2 separate regions of the Homo sapiens genome follow, and region 1 is linked to region 2. Evidence: chromatin contacts called from ENCODE Hi-C or POLR2A ChIA-PET data. All regions are on one chromosome and are shown on one strand. Each heading gives the region's core, a stretch centred on a gene start or an enhancer-like site at or near the end of the contact. The rest is flanking DNA. Distances are from core to core; before and after follow the strand shown.

Evidence for each region. A loop is a pair of places that touch in the nucleus more often than their neighbours do. ChIA-PET counts read pairs that join two places held with the same protein, here RNA polymerase II (POLR2A). Pooled maps may share reads with other maps.
Region 1: a map with no recorded cell type shows a loop between it and region 2 (8-fold over the local background). The contact joins two enhancer-like sites. A Hi-C loop is called at or near these places in 1 of 37 single-sample maps with no recorded cell type and 1 of 50 pooled maps. POLR2A ChIA-PET finds 5 or more read pairs at or near these places in 1 of 52 experiments (RWPE1).

Annotation. Positions count from the first base shown.
Region 1 is chr9:91,034,265-91,036,964 of GRCh38, forward strand. No RefSeq gene overlaps it. Among named protein-coding and RNA genes, the nearest start is that of LINC02957, 39 kb to the left of the region's middle. RefSeq lists enhancers at 1,143-1,402, 1,513-1,562, 1,573-1,622. Within about 2 kb of position 1,292, at least 3 of the 41 ENCODE cell types and tissues checked have a DNase peak (open chromatin) inside an H3K27ac peak, as active enhancers do.
Region 2 is chr9:90,772,775-90,775,474 of GRCh38, forward strand. No RefSeq gene overlaps it. Among named protein-coding and RNA genes, the nearest start is that of SYK, 28 kb to the right of the region's middle. RefSeq lists an enhancer at 1,933-1,992. Within about 2 kb of position 1,382, at least 4 of the 41 ENCODE cell types and tissues checked have a DNase peak (open chromatin) inside an H3K27ac peak, as active enhancers do.

The sequences.
Region 1 (2,700 bases), core at 42-2,541, 260 kb after region 2:
CTCGTATCTACTAAAAATACAAAAATTAGCTGGTCTTGATGGTGCACACCTGTAGTCCCAGCTACTTGGGAAGCTGAGGCAGGAGAATGACTTGAACCTGGGTGGAGGAGGTTGCAGTGAGCCAAGCTCGTGCCACTGCACTCCAGCCTGGGTGACAGAGCGAGACTCCATCCCAAAAAAAAAAAAAAAAAAAAAGAGAGAGATTTACAGGGACTTTGCAGTGGGCCCTGGAGAACCATCTTTCCTTGCTGCAGACCCAGATGCTGGTGGGAGCATCTGGGGAAGCGCGCTGAGAACCTCCGTCGTTCCTCTTCCCCGGCCTCCACTCCCCAGCCTTGCCAGTGCTGGACAGACGCAGTTGCCTGGGGACACAGGAGCAGCTTCAGCTTTCCCACCAGCTTGGGTTAGCACCACAGACATGTAGGCCACTCGTTGTTCAGTCACAAGCAGGTGTCCTTCCTTCTTCCTCACTCACCAAGGACGCAGTGTTTATCACAGACTGCATGCACGTGATCATGTCCAGAAGCAAAATAAGCTACTGAAACATTAAACCAGCCTTCCTCTGATCCTGAATCTGATCCTCCTACCTGCCCAGGTGGTCAAGTGACTCAGGGAGCCTCCCACATTCTCAGTTTCCTCCTCTGCAAAAAGCAGCCTCTGACACTTTCTTTTTTATTATTATAAATTTTTTTTTGAGATGGAGTCTCACTCTGTCACCCAGACTGGAGTGCAGCGGCGTGATCTCAGCTCACTGCAACCTCCGCCTCCCAGGTTCAAGCAACGCTCGTGCCTCAGCCTCTCAAGTAGCTGGGTCTATGGGTGCACACTACCACACCTGGCTAATGTTTGTATTTTTAGTAGAGATGGGGTTTCGCCGTGTTGGCCACACTAGTCTTGAACTCCTGACCTCAGGTTATCTGCCTGCCTGGGGCTCCCAAAGTGCTAGGATTACAGGCATGAGCCACCGCACCCAGCCAGCCGCTGACACTTTCTTGCTGGGTGCTGTGAAAATAACAGCCCAGCACGTGGGAAACCCGGGCCTCTGTGACAGTTAACAGCCCTGTGCTGTCTTCCTGAGGGGCAGAAGCTCAAGGACAGGTGCCTCTCAGGCCCTCAAGCCTCCCATCTCCCAGGGCTGTCTTCTTCTGTCTTCAAATTGGCAACCCAAATATGGCATGCCGCTCACTAAACAAAACTCCTCCGGGCATCCTCCCACAAGGACAGTCATATGTCCCAGACTTTTGCAGAACATCTGGAAGCCACAGGACAGCACCCTGCATGTCCCAGCCACCCTAAGAGTTGGCCAGCAGGCACCTGTCCCTAAAAGCCCTCCGCCGCTGCCTGGCCACAGAAACATTCTGGGCCACCTCTTCAGCTCATGGGCCCCTCTTGCCTTTCTCATGCCTGACACAGGATGTTCCACAAGTGGAAGAAGTTAGCTTCTCGTCTCACAATTTTACTTTTGAAACCATCTTTCCTCAACCAAAATAGCGCCTGGGGTTGTTTTGCAAAACAAAACAGTTTTCGGCCTCTGCTGACTGTAAAAAATAACTTCCTCCTGCCTGCTGTATAATCTACTCCTAAACCCACCCCAACATCACAAACGCACAAGAAAAACCTGAAAGGTTTGGCCATCAAATACACACAAGGGCTCTCTGGCATGTAGAACCGTAGCTGCCCCGAAGCCACTTCCAGCTGGACCCGAGGGAGGCACGGCCATAGTCCAGCAGGTGTGGCCCCCAGGCCTGGAGGACGGAGTCTGTCCCACATGGCCAACAGCAGATGGGCCCAGGTCCCCCTGCCCATCACAAGAGACGAGGCATAAAACCGTAATGCTAATGTATTTGTTTACGGTGAGGTACAGGCTCCAAAATGACAGGTTCTACCTGTTTTCTGTCCTGAGCAAAGACAGGTGTGGACGGGAGAGAAAGAATACATATTCTATTTTTCTTTTTACTCAGAAACTAATTCCTCAGGATAGTCTCCTGATACTGTTGCCCCCACTATCCTCACTATCCCCTGAAACCCCTGTTTCAGAGCAGGGCTGCCTTCTGCCCTCCCCTCCTGGGGGCTGGGCGCGAGTTGTTAGAGCAATGCAGGAGGTGGGCAGTTCAGGGCAGCTTTGGATGCCTCAGGTCCCACAGGAGCAAATAAACCCTGGACTTCTTGATGCCGTCACAGCCTGGCAGCACCTGCTTGTCCAGCAGACCAGCCACCGCTCCCCGATTCACCATGCCTCAGCCACGTGGGCCAACATTCCCTTCCACTGAAGGCACCTGTGAGACTACAGGGACCACCAGCCACAATATCAAGCCCTCCTCCTCCTGCCCCATCACCCCTAGCCACCCAGGCTCAGGAAGATGCCCTTCAGAGCACCATGCTCAGCCGCCCGCTCATGAGAGTGCAGGCCAGCCCCCTCGCCCATCTCACTCACACCATTTCCAGAAATGCCAGCACGGCCTTCTGAATAAGAGTGAGGCAAAATTCAAACCACGTTTAAATTGTTTGAGGATCACATCCACCACCAGTTAGCATGGGTGAAGAGTCCGTGGAGAGGGTACTGCAGGGCTTCCGTGGAAGCAACTGTATTTTTACACAGCCGTAGTGCTCGGCTCACCAGGTTCGGCTCACAGCCCCCGATACCTGGCTGTGTCCAGCAGAGGGGAAGTCTCCTGGGAAGAGGCCTTTGAGAGGTTTATA
Region 2 (2,700 bases), core at 132-2,631:
GCAGACTTTGAAATCCGCCCATCCGGGGCTGCTTCCCTGCTCTGCTCTCATAGCTCTGTGATCTTGCGCAAGTTCCGTAGCACCTCTGGGTGAGTTTTCCCATCTGTAAAACGGGGATGATGATAATACCTGTAGGGCTGTTGTGAGGACATAACACAGTCATACAGATAAAGCACTTAAAAAGCACCCAGCCCTTAAGCGCTCAAACATTTGTATTCTACATCTTTTGTCAATTGCCTTTGTTTAGAAATGCTCTGGCATGTTGGGTGCTCAAAAGATGTTGACAGTAATTTATTCACTACGACACACCAAGAATTAATGAAATATTGCTAAGAAAATAAAAACTAGTGTTCATCACATCCTGCGATGTGATGTCTCTTCAGAGAACCAGGCGAGGGTATGTGGCCAATGAACAGCCAATGAAGTCACTGTCAGAGTGGCTTTGTCACCCAAGGAGCCCCTACTAGTTTATTAGGGCAATCTGACTTTCAGATCTGAATCCTAGCAGTGTATGGATATAAAAGATACCAAGTCTAAAAATAATAATTATAAAGATCTTAAAAACAACCTGTGACACTCACAAATCCGTTTGACTGGTAATTTTTGAGACATTGGACCATATCTAATACTTGGCAACAGGGCACCACTGTGCTATCATGAAGCATCATCATCAGTTCCAGCGAAGGTGAAATGGTTTCTATTATAGGCATGTTAATAACTTCTATTAATAGAGGCGAGGAAAAGCACAAAACCTTTATCTCTTCTTTTCATGCATGGAATAAAATGAGAACTCTATATTACAAAAAAAAAAAAAAAGATTCCCTTTCTAATGCCATCCAAGGAACAATATTCTAAGTGTGCCTACTGAGACAGGATTTCATCTGAATCTATTGCTATGTATTCTCCAACATCCCCTCCAAGAAGATTAGACCATTTCCAGCTGAGACTGGTTTTTGCTAGCAGTGGTTAGATTTTCACAGTTCCCAGCCCAGGGGAAGGGAGGGTGCCTCCCTGAGACTACATTGCCCTCTGCTGCCCATCCAAGGCCAAGTCAGGTAGGGAAGGCCTCTGGGGAATTACATTTTAAAAAAATAAAGTTTATGAAAATTATACATGAGATTTGCATAAAAGGTGAAGTGAGGTTGTTACAGTTGCAAAGTCTCTCACTCTCCAGGGGCAAAATCAGGAGGTCAGAAGTGCACTTGGAACTATCGGGATGGTGAGGGTCACATAGGAAGTGTGGGTTTGGAGTCAGGCTCACGTTGTGCTGGTACTAGCTGTGCCATCTTGGGCAAGTTGTCAACCCCTCTAAGCATCAGTTTCTCATATGTGAGATGCGATAATCCCTGGGGCCACTTATCCAAAGATTAAAGAATAAAATGCACATCAAGTTGTAAGCAGAGTATGTGACACTTCGTGTTCTAACAAATGTTGGTTATTATTGCTCCAACTTCCTCCTTGCAGATGCAGAAACTGAAAACTCTCAGGACTTGACATAGGGACCCAAAGTCACATGTCTGCCTAGGGATGAGGAGGGGAGTCATCCCAGGCCAAACCTCCCACTGTCCCCAAGGCATCCTGGGCTTTCATGAGCATCTTTAGCTCCATCCCCCAGTCACAACCCATCTCAGTGGACATGTGTCCTGGACACTGCGCCTGGCCTACCCCACTGCCCCACACAAGGAAACATTCCCTGTGGGCTGGGCCTAACGCTTTGCTCACATTTGCCCCCTACAGAGCAGTTCACCTGGAGGGTAGCACAGGTGCTATTCCCAAAAGGCCATGTGAAGCTAGTGCAACTGTCAAAGTGAGGAGGAAATTCCATAGGCCATGAGCAGCTGGGCTGGGGCGGTAGGCTCGAGGGCAGGGGCTATTAATGACTGAACCATAGAAAAGTCCATTTGTCCATTTTTCTATTCATTCACTCCCAAGTATTTTTTGAGCAGCACATGCTAAGCAAGTCTTCTCAGCACTCACATCGAAGAAAAGAGGTGGCCCTGGTCTGCAACACCCTTGGGCACCTGGTAGGAGGCCTGGTTCCCCTTTTATGTGGTTTGTCACACTCTCAGGACTGTGACCAAAACCAAATGAGGGCATTCCCATTAGATCCTGCTGAGGGAGCAGTGCCTCCAGTAAACAAGCTTGAGCAGGTGTGGTTCATATTAACTGAGAACCTCATGCCACCAAACAACACATGTGCTAGCAAGGGTTGCCCACACGTTGCCTCAACACCAGCGCTTGTCCTTCCTGTGTCCTTCCTTCTGGACAGCCACACAGCACTAGGGCCATTGTGCAAGAATCATTCAAATCGCCACCACTAATGGGTTTGGATTGAAATTCCAGAAATAATCCCAGCTTCACTACTTACTACCGGTATTCCTTCAATGGAGTGATTAATCTTTCCTGTCTCCAAATTCTCATTGGATCATGCGAGTGACAATACTTATTTTGCAAAATTTTTGTAAGAATTAAAGACAGAAAATATAAAGCCCCTGGTTGCCTACACAAAGTGGACACTGAGGAAATAGGAGCCATTGTTACTATTTCACACCTAAACGAAATACACGTATGGACAGAGTATATGTATAAATTCACATACACATATTGATGCATATAAAAATATGCATGCCAATTTCTGTTGCTGTATATAAAATATATAGTATTATACTGGAAAAGCGCAAAGAACATACACTGTAGAGA